Regions from separate parts of the Homo sapiens genome. Here region 1 is linked to region 2. The links are chromatin loops, found by intact Hi-C in ENCODE. Cell type or tissue: heart right ventricle. All regions are shown on one strand. Each heading gives the region's core, and the rest is flanking DNA. Links, peaks and the distances in the headings are about the cores only. Region 1 overlaps LOC124904876 (a long non-coding RNA gene). Region 2 has its middle 54 kb from the start of OTOR.

Evidence for each region. A loop is a pair of places that touch in the nucleus more often than their neighbours do. Peaks named below come from ENCODE experiments on the same cell type or tissue, not always from the same donor. Only the 100,000 strongest peaks of a DNase experiment are listed, where the experiment ranks them.
Region 1: it touches region 2 in a loop (13-fold over the local background); 10 of 110 quality-filtered maps call a loop at or near these places.

Annotation. Positions count from the first base shown.
Region 1 is chr20:18,273,635-18,282,106 of GRCh38, reverse strand. It overlaps LOC124904876 (a long non-coding RNA gene), which reads right to left. Exons shown (of 3, transcript XR_007067544.1): 3 at 2,036-2,300. Among named protein-coding and RNA genes, the nearest start is that of ZNF133, 11 kb to the left of the region's middle. In heart right ventricle, for the core only: a CTCF peak has its summit at 5,170 (motif pointing right); a DNase peak (open chromatin) is centred at 5,186; H3K27me3 peaks cover 1,655 bases.
Region 2 is chr20:16,797,735-16,806,206 of GRCh38, reverse strand. No RefSeq gene overlaps it. Among named protein-coding and RNA genes, the nearest start is that of OTOR, 54 kb to the right of the region's middle. In heart right ventricle, for the core only: a CTCF peak has its summit at 4,099 (motif pointing left); a DNase peak (open chromatin) is centred at 4,096; H3K27me3 peaks cover 902 bases.

The DNA of each region.
Region 1 (8,472 bases), core at 4,022-6,521, 1.5 Mb before region 2:
GCTTGAAAAAATATAGCAAAAAGAAACACAAAGGCATAAATGAATACATTGGAAAGCAGTGAAACTGTGATAATACTTGTGAAGCGATTTGGGGCTCAGTACCTGTTGGCCAGGATTCATTATTGCTGCTTCCTTATTCTCCTCCAATGTATGTTCCATTTCACCTTGTTCCTGGCAGCTTCTCACAAGCTCTATTGCAGTTTTTTTTTTTGTTTTTTTGTTTTGTTTTGTTTTGTTTGAGACAGAGTTTTGCTCTTATTGACCAGGCTGGAGTGCAATGGCACAATCTCGGCTCACTGCAACCTCTGCCACCCAGGTTCAAGCAATTCTCCTGCCTCAGCCTCCCGAGTAGCTGGGATTACAGGCACCTACCACCATGCCTGGCTAATTTTTTTGTGTGTTTTTAGTAGAGACAGAGTTTCACCATGTTGGCCAGGCTGGTCTCAAACTCCTGACCTCAGGTGATTGACCCAGCTCAGCCTCCCAAAGTGCTGGGATTACAGGTGTGAGCCACCGCACCCGGCTGCTCTATTGCACTTTTTTTTTTTTACTGATAGCGTGATTTACCTGTTTAAAGAAACATGCCTTTGGGTAGTTTATTTTTATATTTAAATATATTTTTATTTTTATATATTGAAATGGTTATTTTTTTAATTTAGAAAGAAATACTTTTTTGTAAATTTTAAACCTTTTATTTGAAAATAATTTCAAACGTAACAAAGTTGCAGGTGCAGTACATGTAACACTGATGCAGTACTTTTAATAACCTATCATCGGTATTCTAATTTGACAATTGACTTGATAATGTGTTTTATAACTTTTTTTTTTTTTTGCGTTCTAGTATGGGATCCAGCCTAGGATTAGGTTTAGTTGTCATGATTCTAGTATCCTTTAACCTGGAATATTTTTCTTAGGGTTTGTTTTTCTGTCTTTTAAGAACAGGGTCCTCCTTTTTGGTAGCTGAATGTTTTATTTGGGGGTTGTGTGAGGGATATCACATTTGGTAGTGCCTGATTTCTGCCTTGTACAGTTACTATTTTTTTCGTTTCTAAGACCATCTCTGAGGAGACAATTTAAGACTGTGCATCCATTAATGATTCTTGCCTAGACTAGTTTTTACCCTAATAGTTACAAAGCTGTAATTTCCAATGCCAACACTCCCTCCATATTTTCCAGTCAGCACTAGGCATTCAGGTAGGATGCTATTTTATGAAAGAAAATACAGTATTCAGGTAGCAGTGAGAGAAGGACAGGCAAATCACTGATCCTAGTGTCACCAGAGCTATTCAGAGGTGCAGAGAGCTGTGAGAGCTTGGAGAAGGGAATATGGGGTGCAGAGTGGCAGAAGGCAAGGTTGGGGCTACATAAGCTTCCTCACCTGCCTGGCCAAGGTGTCTTGACTCGATTTTGCATGTGGCTGAGCTTATAAAATCATAACAACACAAAACCTACCAGCTGAGAAAAGAAACCTTATCAATTTTTAAAAATTTAAATATGGTAGTTCCCCTCCCCTGCCATCCATGGGGGGTTACATTCAAGACTGGTTGCCTGAAACCTTGGATAGTACCAAATCCCACATACTGTACATATGTTTTTTGCTATACAAAAAAACTGAAGATATGGTTTAATTTATAAATTAGGCACAGTAAGAGATTCATAACTAATAATAAAGTAGAACAACTATAACAATATACTGTAACAAAAGTTGCGTGGATGTGGTCTCCCGAAATATCTTATCGTACTGTACTCGCCTATTTTCAGACCGTGGTTGCCCCTGGGTAACTGAAACCTCAGAAAGTGGAACTGTGAATAAGGAGGACTACAGTGCTGCATCCACGTGTCCATATATTTAGTATTTTTAGAATAGATTGTCCATAAGTTAATTTTTTTTACCATATTCATAATTGAGGAAGTCTGAGCATTGCGTTAATATTTTTTAATGACAATAAAACCAGTAGCACTGAGGGCAGATCCTAAAGAATGAAGAAATTAAGGGCAATAAGGAAGACGAAGAGAGTCAGGGATGACTTGTAGCTCTGGTAAAGACAAGAGAGCTTTATTATCAGTGGCAACAGGGAGCCATTAGAAAACCATCTAATGTAGACCAGAGCTTCTCAAACTTCAGTATTCTGGGGATCTTGTTGTGATGCAGATTCTGATTCAGAGGCCCTGAGCTTTCTAGTAAGGAGGATGCTCCTGCCCCAGGACAATGTTTGGAGATGTTGGTCCTCAGAATGTACATTGTAAGTGACAGGTCAGGTGTGGATAAAGCAGACCAAGACAGCAGCTGAAGTTTTGTCCTAGAAATGGGTTGACATGATACCTCAGTCTTGATGAAATGAAATAGCCATCATTTAGTGATTCCTTTGGGAATTTGTCCTCCAGTAGTTCTGTTAGGGCCCAAAGATCCAGGTCTGCCTCAGTCTCAGGCACAGGCTACTATTTTTGAAGTTCTTTTCAGGAGCCAGATACTGTGCTTTAGTCACATCACCTCACTGAGCCCTCCAGACAGCCAAATGGAGATGACTTCCTTTTTACGGACAGGACATGGAAGCTCTGTGTTAGTGAGTACGTTGCCTAAGGTCATGCAGCCAGTAAGTTGCAGAACTCAAATCTGAACCCTTCTGACTCAGAAACTCTGCTCTTACCACATCTTAATTAAGTGCCCACCACAAACACATGGCTCATGAAATGAATGCCTCATGCTCCCTGCCCTCCAGCAGCACAGAGTCTAAAGGGAAGGATGTGTCACAGGTAATTACCATCCAGCCATGTTGGTGGAGAAGAGTACCACCAAGGTATTAGCTTTCCACTCTGCAGCCTTCTTTGGTTAGAACTGTTAAAAATGTCCTTTTACAAAGCAGAAGCTTGAACATTGAATAAGTTGGCATAACATGTTTAAAGGTAATAAATGATTACATCTACCTTAATTGTTTTCATTCCAACATATCGTGACAATTTTCTAATATAAAAGTTGAGAGAATGGCCGGGCGTGGTGGCTCACGCCTGTAATCCTAGCACTTTGGGAGGCTGAGGCGGGTGGATCACAAGTTCAGGAGTTCAAGACTAGCCTGGCCAAAATGGTGAAACCCTGTCTCTACTAAATATACAAAAATTAGCCATGCGTGGTGGTGGGCGCCTGTAATCCCAGTTACTCGCGAGGCTGAGGCAGGAGAATCGCTTGAACCCGGGAGGCGGAGGTTGCAGTGAGCCAATATCGTGCCACTGCACTCCAGCCTGGGTGACAGAGTGAGACTCTGTCTCAAAAAAAAAAAAAAAAAAAAAAAGTTGAGAGAATCATACAGTGAATATCCAGATGCCCGCCATAGTTATTTTTTACTATATATCTTTTGTTATATTTTCTGTCATCCCTCTATCCATCCATCAGTTCATCCACTTTTTTGATGCATTTCAAAGTTGCAGACATCAGTTCACCCCTAAATCGTTCAGCATACATGTCATTAGAGTTCAGTATTTGTCAATGGTTTTTTTTTTTAAATTTAAAACATACAACAAAATGCACAGATCTTAAGTGTACTATTCGATGAATCTTGACAAATGCAGACACCCATAAAACCCAAACCCTTCTCGAGATGAGAATATCCCCGCCATTCTGGAAGGTTTCCTCATGCCCCTTCCCAGTCAAACTCAATTCTGTTGCCTCAAAGGCAGTCACCAAATTAGTGATTCCTGTTCTAGAACATCACATAAATGGAATTAGCTTTTTTTTTTCTTTTCCTTTTAGAAGCCTGTGGTCTTAGCAAAGAGTTGCAAACATTCAACACATCCTTATTAGGCTCCAGCTATCTATCTGTAAGAATTTGTTTATAGGATATGTTTGTTTTAGTGGAGTAGCAAGAAGGCTTGAAGGACTGCCAAGGACACACCCTTCATACAAAGGCACCCACATCAACGCACTAGATGAGAGAGCATCACAATCCCATGTAAGGGCAGAGTAAGCCCCCCACCCCAGGCTGGGAGATTAATGGGTTACAGCAGTTGGCCCCAACCTAGGGATCTTTGGCTTCCAGGTATCCCCAGAATTACCTTTGAACTCCACTATTATTTTTAGTATTTCAAAATATCAAATTGAAATGATACATTAATCTTGCATAGGGCTGCACAGACTAACAAAAGTACTTTTTTTCTTTCTACTGTTGATTGTTATTGTAGAATTATAATAGCGAACATCTCTGGCATATTTATAATGTATCAATCACTGTTTCAAGCATTTCACATTTTAAATTTCATTTGATAATATCAGTAGCGTAACGTCTCATACATGGTCATTGTTTCTGTACTTTTTTAAATGAGAAAATGCATTTTTACTCTAAAAGTGTGGCTTGCTTGGTAGACTAAAAACCTTCAAATATGAGGCCTGTGGAGAAAAATAATGAAAGGAATGGCTGGACTAAATAGAGGCAAGTCGGCTGGGCGCAGTGGCTCACGCCTGTAATCTCAGCACTTTGGGAGGCCAAGGCGGGCGGATCACAAGGTCAAGAGATCGAGATCATCCTGGCCAACATGGTGAAACCCTGTCTCTATTAAAAGTATAAAAATTAGCTGGGCCTGGTGGCGGGTGCCTGTAGTCCCAGCTACTCGGGAGGCTGAGGCAGGAGAATGGCTTGAACCCGGGAGGCTGAGGTTGCAGTGAGCTGAGATCATGCCATTGCACTCCAGCCTGGGTGACAGAGCAAGACGCCGTCTCAAAAAAAAAAAAAAAAAAAAAAAAAAATAGAGGCAAGTCTCTCTTTGATTCTTAAGGAAATCTATGCTTGGGGAACCTTTGTTAACGTATTGAAAATGTGAATAGTGACATTACAGGAAGTTGAAGGTATAAATCGTAAGAAATTGGCACTATAGATTTGTGATTAATTTTTCTTGATTTTTACAAAGGCATAAGAGACTGGAGTTACGAGTTCATTTTCCTCTTGTTACTGAGGGGTCTGGGCCAGGGAGTCCGGTTTCTTCCTCTTTCGAGATTTAACCAATTGTGTGACCGTGGATGAGGCATTTGACCCCTTTGGGCCTCAGTTTCCCATGTGTAATGTGTAGTTTGAACTAGTCATCTCTAAAGCCCTTTCCAGGAATGAAAGTATGTGGTTCTCTGACGTTTGCTCCAAGATGCTCATCCGCTGAAAGCCTTGCCCTGGCTCCACGGGCTTCAGCCCTTTGAACAGAAGAGGGCGCCCTAAACATGGTGATTCCTTCCTTTCCCTGCGGGCCCTTTTGGCAATTCAGGTAGAGGACCGGCGCAAGTGTTCTCGTCAGGATTCAGTTGTCCAGAGGCCAGCATTTTCCCTGGACAAGGGGTAGCTAAGGCCTCAGAGGAAGCCACTGACTTTGCATCTTTCCAAATCTTGTGAGGTTGAAATTTTAATTATATTTTAACTATGGATATAATTGAAGAAGATGGAAAAAAGACACTATTGTAATTCCATAGTCAGTTACTGCTCTAAAATAAAATGCAGATAAGTAATATAGCCATTCTCGTTCTTGTTGACTGGAGGGGGTGGGGTATGGACGTGTCACGTATTGTCTCAGGGCTCTCAGGGCATGGCTTCATTCATTCATTCCATATTTTCCGAGGGTCTACTTGGTGCCAACTACTGTTTGTTTATAGCGTCAACCAAACAAAGCCCTTGTCCCCATTGAAGCTAATATTGTATGAGCATTTTCAAAATGGTGGGCTGAAATGGATCCTCAGGCCTCGAAATGCATGCATGGAGCCATATTTGAGCTAACTAAGGGTGTGAAGCTTCCATACACCAAGTAGTTTCCAAAGGAAACTGCCCAGGGACAGAACATCTGCTTATCAGGAGTTTTGCCACTAGCAAAATGGAGTAATTGGGAAAATGACTGTTGAACAAGTTAAATGTACAGGTACAACATTCTTTCTTTCTTTCTTTCTTTTCCTGAGACAGAGAGTCTCCCTCTGTCGGCCAGGCTGGAGTGCAGTGGCGCAATCTCCGCTCACTGCAACTTCTGCCTCCCAGGTTCAAGTGATTCTTCTGCCTCCACCTTCCAAGTAGCTGGGATTACAGGCGCCCACCATCATGCCCGGCTAATTTTTGTATTTTCAGTAGAGACGGGGTTTCGCCATGTTGGCCAGGCTGTTCTTAAACTCCTGACCTCAGGTGATCCACCCACCTCGACCTCCCAAAGTGTTGGGATTACAGGCGTGAGACACCGCGCCTGGCCCAACATTCTTGAAAGAAGGACAAGAAAGCTACCTGCATTTGTCCACACTGCTCAGTCTCAAGGTAATAAAGGGAGTGGAAGGCTATTAGCATTCAGGCAAACGCAGCAGCTAAAGCGCCTGTTATGGGCAACAGCACAGGCTGTAGAGTGAGGCTGCCCAAGTTTCAATGCAAGCTCTGCCACTCACCCTCTGGCTGAACTGGCGGAAATTTCTTAACCTGCATGAGGTTCTGTGGGTCATGTGGGGATTCAATGGGTCCACATATTTAAGCCATCAGAACAGTGGCCTCGCACACAGTAATTGCTCAGTAAATTTTCACCATACTTACCGATGTGATTATCAGTATAACCTTAAATTGGTCCCGTTCCTGATTTCTTTTCATTCTGACTAAATCCTTTTAAATCTTGGGTTAAAAGGCTAAATAAATTTGCTTAGCCAGAACAAGAGAAAGGTTTGTTGAGCATCTGCTATTCTACTGTTCTAGGAACAAGGATTTGGCAATAAATGAGATAGAGCCTCTGTCTTCTCAGGAGCTTACAGCAGACAATAAATACATTAAAAAGCAAACAAACAAGTTCAGATGTAATGGATTTGAGTAGTATTTCTCTCTTTGGAATGAATTATAACCACATTAAAATCTTACTTGTGATGTTCTTGATGCTACACATTCATGTAAGAGAACATCTTCCACTTAAGGAATTGATGTATGAATCCTAGCAAAAAACTGAGTAAGTCAGGATATCTTCTGGCTTTCTTTTCCAGTTCCACAAGATATAAGCAGAAACTGGAGATGCTACACATTCTCTTTTGGTAGAAGAGCATTGCACTTGACTACAACAAGATTTTAAGCCTGATTATTATATCTTGAATTGTATTTGTTCACAATTCAAACTGGCTAAAGACTGAATTCCAGGCTGATATTCTTAGTGTGGTTCCAGCAACTGGAAAATGGATTGTGTTTCCTTTCAGCCTTCTAATTCCTGGGTGAAATGAATATACAGTCATGTACCACATAATGACATTTCCTGACTGCATATATGACGGTGGTCCCATACGATTACAAATACTGCACATTCACTCTACCTTTTCTATGTTTAGATATGTTTAGAAACATGAATGCTGTGTTTAGATATGTTTAGACAAACAACTACTTAGCATTATGTTACAGTTGCCTACAGTTTTCAGTATAGTAACAGGCTGTACAGGTTTGTAGCCTAGGAGCAATAGGCTCTACCATACAGCCTGGGTGTGTAGTAGGCTATGCCATCTAGGTTTGTGTAAGTCACTCTATGATGCCATCTAGGTTTGTGTAAGTCACTCTATGATGTTCGCACAATAAAGTTGCCTAACGATACTTTTCTCAGAATGTTTCCCCGTCATTAAGCGACACATGACTGTATGTTACTGCTGTTATGTTTCATAGCAGCCAACCATCTTCAGCAGGGAGAGTTTCTAGTAGCCCAGACAGTATCTTTGTGCAAATTAGAAAAAGATGCCCCCTTCCTTAAGGTATTTTTCTGCCATCTACCTGAAATTTTTTATAATAAATATTCATTTCTACAAATATTCAGTGCACACCCTGCTCAACCATATCAAACAGCTCTCCTAATAGGTCTAATGAAGTCCTTCAAAGAGAGAAGCAGTACAATTTATATTATAACTTTATTTTTAATTGCCTTCTTTTTACCCTTTCGCCTTGTAACCAGTGTGACAAAACACAATCTTGTCGCCTCCAGGCAGACAAAAAGATGCATACCAGTGATTAGTAAGTCTATACCAGATCCTAGGAATTGAGTACATCCTTGGGAGGGGGAGGAGACAGTTAATATCTAGATGACCACAACAAACAAGGAAATAAAATTGCAATTCCCTCCAAAACACAAAGAACCCCTAAAACAAAACCAAAAAATGTCTCAGTCTGACCTGGCACTGGGCCATCTTTTTCAGCTGCCAGATTAGCTTTCCTGCTTTTATCCATCAATAGAAGGAGTATTGCTCCATTGTTTTGCAATTACAATGGTTCTGTGATCTCTTGAATCAAAATTGAACTTTGTCTTCTTGTGTGAGAGAATACAAGATCCATCCCATATCAGTTTTCTGGAGCTCCAGATCCATTCTCTAATGCTAGGCAGACATCTCTGCTAGACTGACCATTAGGCACTTTAAGCTGAGCATGCCTCAAACTCATCCCGTCCTTTCCCTCCCAAACCTCTTTCTCCTCCTGTAGTCCCCACATCTCCATTGACTTCCTGACTCTTCTCTCAGTTTCA
Region 2 (8,472 bases), core at 3,112-5,611:
TTCTCAGGCTCCTGCTGCATCAAAGCGCTGGGAGTGGAGAACTGTTATCTGAAGTTTAACAAGCTCTGAAGGTGATTCTGATGCACACTTAAGTTTGAGAACTACTGAGAGCAGTCTCTGGTGTTTCCCATAGAAATTTGCACTTAAAGATAGCAACTTAGAAACTTTTCTGAAAATTTAAATGGTTTTAATAGAAAGAGGAAGGGAGGAAGGAAAGAAGGAAGGAAGGAAGGGAGGGAGGGAACAAGGAAAGAAAAGGAACTCATTTGACCATTAAATATAAATCTTGTGTTTGTCATATTTTTGTAGAAAAGAGGTTCTTAACCTGCGGAATCACAAACCTCTCCTGCCACCATGGGTTTCTGAACAGAATTAAGAGAATTCATGAGGGAGAAGCACATTTTTATTTTCACTAAACTCTACTGAAATGTAACATTTTGTTCAATTTGAGTGTAGGTTGATAAACCACAGCAGTACTGGCCATTCCCATGATTTTGTCACCAATAAAACCACAGATATATGCAGATGCATTAGAGTTGTTGCAAATATCTAAAATATTACTTAACTCCTCACTACCTCAATCTTATTTAATGTATTAATTTAAAAAACAAAAAACACATGTATAAGAAAGACAAGGGAAAGATGGGGAGGATAAGAGGGGAGAAGCAGGGAGGGAAGGCAATCCACAGCATAAAGGGAGGAAATACTATGTATTCAGAGTAGTTCCTTTAAGAGAGCTGAACGCAAAAGCAAATGAGAAGTGGGAGGGCCAGGAGGAGGAGAGGGAGGGGGAGCAAGATTCAGCCTAAAGGAATAGGCTCAAGGAAAATCACATTCCTGTGCAAGTAGGTACTGAACATGGACACATACATCTCAGTCAACAATGGTGTGTTAAGTGCTTTCTCTGTTCCAGGCAGGATGCTAAGACCTAGGGAGAAAATGGTAAAACTGGACCCTTTTCTCAAACTCACTTTAAGCTCATCAAACCAGAACAAATATTTTCATCAAGCAAATATGGATCAACCATCTATATGCAAGTACTACTCATGATTATTAAAGATGAGGTCCTGGGACTCACAAAGTATACACTCTAGTTGATCGGTCAAGGCATAAAACAATTCAAAATTACAGGGGGTATCGATGAGCCAGGAAGATGTTAACAAGTTCCTAATCAGCATCCAGACCAGAGCTGTGACAGGGCTGGGGAATGTCGAAGTCAGCCTAGGGAGGTGCCACTTAACCTAGGGGGGCAGTAGGACCTCAAGTTTGGAAAAAGGTGATTAGACCAGCACGGCTGAAACAAAAGGGACATGTAGGACCGTGGAAGTGCTTGCTTAGAAGATTAAACCAGAGCCAAGACTGATGAGGTTCCAACGGCCAGGCTAAATCTAAAGTCCCATTAGCCACAAAGATTAATTTAGAATTAGTGTTTCTTTTCATACAAGGATGCCATTGATACAGAATCAAAAGCGGTTAAACTGTTTTCAATTCCCCTACATGACAAATACTTAATGTAACTAAAAAAATAATACTGCCAGTGGTAGTGTTCATCAGTCATACATATATATAATACATATAAATAGTAAATAATATTAAATAAAATATTAAAATAATAGTAATATATTTTATACAAATATTTTATATATATATATATTTAGAGACAGAGTCTCACTCTGTGGCCCAGGCTGGAATGCAGTGGCAGAATCATAGCTAACTGCAGCCTCGACCTCCTGGGCTCAAGCAATCCTCCCACCTCAGCCTTCCTAGCAGTTAAGACTACAGGCTCATGCCACCATGCACAGATAATTTTTTTTTTTTTGTAGAAACAGGGTCTTGCTATGTTGCCCAAACTGGTCTTGAATTCCTGACCTCGAGCGATCCTCTCACCTCAGTCTCCCAAACTGCTGGACTACAGGCATAAGCCACCGCGCTCGGCTGTTTCTATTCTTTATTCTTCCTTCTTTCCCCACATTATCTGATTGTCTGATAAAGTCAGCTTCAGAAGGTCTGGTGACCATCTATTTAGTTGCAAGCGCCATTCCTCGGTCAGTTGCGAGCTTGGGGCGCCCTCTAGAGGACTAATGAAATACGCCGGCTTGGGGCAGCTTTAAATTTGGGCTGCACAGAGGAATAATCCGGGGAGCTTTAAAAACTCCTGCTGCTGGGCCCCACACTTACAGATGGAAATTTAATGGTTCTGCAGTGTGGCTTGGGCATCAGAGTTTTCTAAAGATCACCCAGATTTATAATAATTCTTGGAATCAGAGAGTGTTGGCCCTCCAAATTTGTTGTTCTTTTTTCAGTGTTCTGGCTGTTCCAGGTCTTTGGCATCGCCATATAATATTAGAATTAGCATATCAATTTCCAAAAGAAAATGCCTGCTGAAGGCTGGATCAGTAAGTCTTTTGCCCTCCCTTCTGCAGCCTTCTGCCTGCTGGTGCCAAGCTGCAGAAGGGAGGACTTACCGATCCAGGAAGATGAGGAGAGATGAGAGAAGAGATGAGAGCCAAGGGAGGATGGATAAAAACAGCCAGCAAAGCAAAAGGCGGCTGGGACTAGGTGAGGGGAGGGACGACAAAGGAAAATAGTATTGCTTGCCATTCCATTGCAAAATTGATTCTATTGCTGTCTTCTGAACTCCCCTGAAATGACCCCACAAAGTGCACAATGCTCATCAATGCTTTCAGCCAGTGGACTTCAGGCAAAATTCAAAGGGGGTGTTGTTTCACGCATCCTAGGGCAAAGCAGAGACTGGAAGTATAAGAAGCCTGGAGACTGAGAAGGCCCTGTGAACATAAGCCTCCCAAAATTCTTAGCCAATCTTTTAGATTGGGTCTTGGACATTGATGAGCCATGGCATTGATGGCCAAGCTAGTTTACCTAGATCTCTGGAAGGCAGGATAGAAGACAATTTGATGAATGACCCATACCAGGGCATTGAACTTTCCTCTCCCATACACACATGAGATTCCTCTTCTGCAGATGAAGAAAGAGCCACCACCCTTTCTCGGCTGGCAGTGGGTAGGAGGGGAGTGAGTGTGAGTTAGCCAGAGTAAGGCTGGAGATATGAAATCAGCAGAAGGCACAGGGATTCCCTTGAAGAAGGCAGAGAAATGAAAATCCAGAGGAAAAATTAGTGAGCCCAAATCAGCACAGCAAAAAGGATTCACATGAAGAACAGGAAACAAAGAAAGAAAAATCAGAAAAGAATATGACTGTGCTCCAGAACTGATATCAGTTGGTAGTGATATCATTACATTTCATATTTCACAGCAACTGTAAATTAGAAGGGATTGATTATTTTCAAGTGCGGGGACATCAATATGGGAGGGAAATATACACATTCTAAGGCATTGCTAATGGTTCTGGACAATTAGGAACAGAGACTTCACAATATTTAGCCGCTAATAATCATAATTATATTCCAGGTGGTTGGGCACTACGTTTTGGAGATGACGCAATTTCTCAGAACAGATTTCCCAGAGAACAAGCTACATAAATAATATTATATAATATTTCATGATACTAGGGAAATGACATCATGTTTAAGACAGCTCCATGGCTGTGAAGTATTGCTCAGAGAACCACTTCTGTAAATTTGGTGAAATAGATTCAGTCTGTGGGCATTGGAGGGTGTACGACTGGGGTCAGGGCCAAGTCTCACAGTAACTTGAAGTTCGTGGCTAGGAATTTTGCTCTTTATGTAAAGAGCAACGAGAGCAGTGGAAAAGTTTCCTTCCGGAAAAAGCTTGACCTCATTTATAGCTGGAAATCCAGGGGTGCTCTCCAGCCTGGAGGTCCGATGCGGAGAGGGCAGCGCTCGCTGCTGCAGGCGGTGCCAATAAACAGTGATTGTTTCCCCTCTGCAGTTTTGAGATCATCCTTTCTTTTGTTTTTCTTGTTTCCCTGCCTAGGTCTGATCAGAAGTTCATTTTGAATTGTATTAAGACTTAGAGATGGTCTTCCTCTCTCTATTGTCTTCTTCTCACCATTAGCTTAAGTGAAAAATTAAACTGATGTAAGTCACCTGTGTGTATTGCAGACCCTGAAGCCTCAAATTTAAGCCGTCAGTGTGCAACATGTGTTAGTGGCGGCATCTCCTGGCGGAAGGTGGTATTGACTTGCTTGTTCTCTAAAACAGCAGTTATCAAGCTTTTTGTTCATAAGATCCCTGTATACTGTTAAAAATTATCGAGGGCCGTAAAGAATTTCTGTGCAAATGGGCCATATCTATCGATATTTATAGAATTACAAATTGAAGCAGAAAATTTTAGTATTTTCTTATGTATTAAAATAACAATAAACCTGTTACATATTAGGGTGAATAACATATATTATTAAAAGTAGCGTTGCTTTCCAAACAATAAGATGCATTGTCTTAAAATCCTGCATATCTATAGCATAGGGCTTAATAAAAGACATCTGGGTTCTCATATATGCTTCTACATTAAATCTAAATATGTTGTTTCTGTTGATTACATGAAGAAAATTTCAACCTCCACAAATATATAGCCTTTTCAAATAATTGTAGATATTCTTTCTGGATACTACAACAAAACTTGACGAGTGATAGTTTCTTGAAGTTGAGCTGCACTGTGAAATCTGCAAATGTGTCAGTGAACTTTTTCTTCACAGTTACATTAAAATCTATTGGTTTCTCTTCCACTTTGCATAGATATTTACCAGTGCATGATTTTGTAACCTTACTTCTCAGGAAAATATGGGCTACTGAGTTATGTAGACCTCCCAAGTGTTAACGTACTACATTACATTGTGCAATCAAAAATGTGTTTAGTGGCCGGGCGCGGTGGCTCACGCCTGTAATCCCAGCACTTTGGGAGGCCAAGGCGGGTGGATCACAAGGTCAGGAGATTGAGACCACCTGGCTAACACAGTGAAACCCCGTCTGTACTAAAAATACACACACACACACACACACACACACACACACACACACACACACACACACAAAAAGCCGGGCGTGGTGGCGGGCGCCTGTAGTCCCAGCTACTCTGGAGGCTGAGGCAGGAGAATGGCGTGAACCCGGGAGGCGGAGCTTGCAGTGAGCTGAGATTGTGCCACTGCACTCCAGCCTGGGCGACAGAGCGAGACTCTGTCTCAAAAAAAAAAAAAATGTGTGTAGTAATTTCATCACTAATCATATCAGAAAAGTCTTTAAGTGAAGAAAATGTCAAGCTCACTGTGGTGAATACACATTTCCTACAATTCTAGTTTTTGCTTGAAAGTTCGTATTTTTTCACCAAGTACCAACTGGTTTTCCTCGAAATGACACATTCATTCTGATTATTTTTTAGAAAACACCCAACACCCAAATCTGAATAACCTTACTTTATCTGTCAGTTATTTCAAGTAAAAATAGCATTCCACCAAAAAAAAAGTGATTACAACCCTCACAACCCTAACAACCAGACAAGAGTTTTTCCTCTGAATGAATGTTGTACTTTGGTGTACAGCAGAAGTGCTCTCTGCACACTTCCCATTTCATCATGCAGATAATTTAAAAGATACATATTTATGGACCAATATTTAATAAAATTAATAGCTTTTACCACTTCTTCAAGAAAATTTGTCAGTTTCACTGACAAATTTAAAACCCAGTCAAGACACCTCAACGATGAACTCTCCAAACCCTTGATTATTGTTGTATCCATTACAGTTTGGGGTAAGAACAGAACCCACCCTGCTTATTTTAAGCAGGGAAGGATTTAATACAGACATTTACAAAGTCACTGCTGAACCTAAAGGAGCACATTCTGGGCTGGGCTTCAGGAATCATCAGCTGTTGGAACATTGCAGAAGCGACCCACCAGGGAAACTACCGGCCCAGAGACCACCCCTGGAGTTCTCCCAAATTCGAGAAGCCACTGGTGTCTATGGGGCCAGAAAACTCAGTAGTCTTTTGGCAAGATGCTTCAGAATCTCCTTGTTTCCCAACAGATTCAGCCAACACGTATGCAGGAAGATGCTTTCACCTCATTCCTATGATCCAAACATCATGTGAGTCAATCTAATCACAAAGCTTAAGTTGCTTCCAGAACTCTAACGGCAAAGAAATCTGAAAAATACAGTGTTTGGCTTTCAAACCTCTCAAACTTAGAAGGAAGGTTAAACGAAGATTGAGCAAGTCAATTCATTGTTCTAGATGTACTCAACAGTAATTTTCTCACAAAAGTCAGTGGTAACAAATGGCCGATTACCACTTTTTATCCAAATGATGGAGGCTGTTTCTAGAAAATATATACAGAGATTTCTATTTTACGCTCTAACCATTGGTTTTCAGCAAACCATGCCAATTGCAGGTTGTAAACCCAGAAAGAAAGGCAGGGGAGACAGGGACTGGGCAGGTTTATCATACTCAGAGAGAATCTGACTTGTCCTGATGAGAAACCAGGACCTTTCTCCGGGCATCCCTAGGAGGGCACAATAGAGATACCACCACTATGTTCTAGTATCTCTGTTAAAGCCTCTCCTTCTGGTCCACTGAACAGTGCTTCTGTCAAGCCAGTAATTCTCAAAACTTGCTATTGTGTTAAGAATGTGGTTAAAATGCGTAGTGTCCTGAGCTTATTTTGATTTTGTATGTCCAAGAGATAATGATTCAACATACCTAAGACAGAATCTAGAATTCCTTAAAAATTTATCTTTTTAAAACATTTCTGTCTTTTTATTTATTTATGTAACAGTTTACCTCAGGACATTCAGATGTAGCTGGTTTACTGATCACAGTATGATAAACATTGTTTTAAGACATCAGGTCCTAATCTGTTCATTCAGACTTGCCAGGAGACAATTTATTAAGATGAAATAAAGTCCCTGACACCTTGTGATCAGTTAGTTGTGCCCGGAGTGGACCAACACAGCCGGAGCAACGCAGCAAGGCTGAGTGGTGGTAAATTCTTCCATCACTTTAAAGCTAAAGAAGCCATTTCCCACTGAAATCCAGCTAAAAGTCATATACTGTTCTAGTTTATCACAAAATTGTTGTTTTTGTTTTGTTTCCATTAATTCTTTTTGGTTAGATTTTATTTGGGCATATAATGTGAAACAACAATCTGCTTTCTCACCCTATGCTACTTCATTCTTGATTTGTGATGTTTCCTTTATCCTATTTTGAGCATTTTTTTTAAATTAGGGTGTCTTTTGGGACTCATTATTTTTTATTGAGCTGTTCGTCAGGGTTCCAACCAGAGAAATGCTATTCTAATCTTAATAGCTATCCAGTTTATTTTTATATTAGAAGGAGGAGCACATTATTCTCATTGTTTTGTCTCTTTAAAACTGTACTGGCTCTTTTCACTAATTGCTTCTTTTTTATTCCAGATGAGCTTGTGCAGTAAATCCATATTGATTTTTCATTCTCTTGATTTATTATTTTATATCAGGTCTAACAGACTTCTCAGGCTTTTTATTTATTCCTTCTGTCCCCTTACTTAGAATTGCTACTCATGTTATCAGATCATTGTAGGTGTGTGGTGTTATCTCTGGGTTCTCTATTCTCTTCCATTGGTCTATGTGTCTGTTTTTGTACCACTACCATGCTGTTTTGGTTACTGTAGCCCTGTAGTATAGTTTGAAGTTGGGTAGCATGATGCCTCCAGCTTTGTTCTTTTTGCTTAGGATTGTCTTGGCTATTCAGGCTCTTATTTGGTTCCGTATGAATTTTAAAATAATTTTTCCAGTTCTGTGAAGAATGTCAACAGTAAGTTTAATGGAAATAGCACAGAATCTATGAAGTGCTTTGAGAATAATGGCCATTTTCATGATATTGATTCTTTAACAATATTGATTCTTCCTATCCATGAGCATAGAATGTTTTTCCATTTGTTTGTGTCCTCTCTGATTTCTTTGAGCAGTGGTTTGTAGTTCTTCTTGTAGAGATCTTTCACTTCGCCTGTTAGCTATATTCCTTGGTGTTTTATTCTTTCTGTGGCAATTGTGAATGCGAGTTCATTTGTGATTTGGCTCTTGTCTTGACTGTTGGTGGTATAGGAATGCTAGAGATTTTTGCACATTGATTTTGTATCCTGAGACTTTGCCGGAGTTGCTTATCAGCTTAAGACACTTTTGGACTGAGACAATGGGGTCTGGGCAATACCATTCAGGACATAGGCATGGGCAAAGATTTTATGACAAAGACACCAAAAGCAAAGCAAAAATTGATAAATGGTATCTAATTAAACTAAAGAGCTTCTGCACAGCAAAAGAAACTATCAATAGAGTAAACAGACAACCTACAGAATGTAAGAAAATTTTTGCAAACTATGCATCTGACAAAGGTCTAATATCCAGCATCTATAAGGAACTTAAATTTATGAGAAACAAACAAACAACCCCATTAAACAGTGGGCAAAGGACATGAACAGACACTTTTCAAAGGAAGACATACATGCAGCCAACAAGCATATAAAAAAAGGTCAGCATCACTGGTCATTAGAGAAATGCATATCAAAA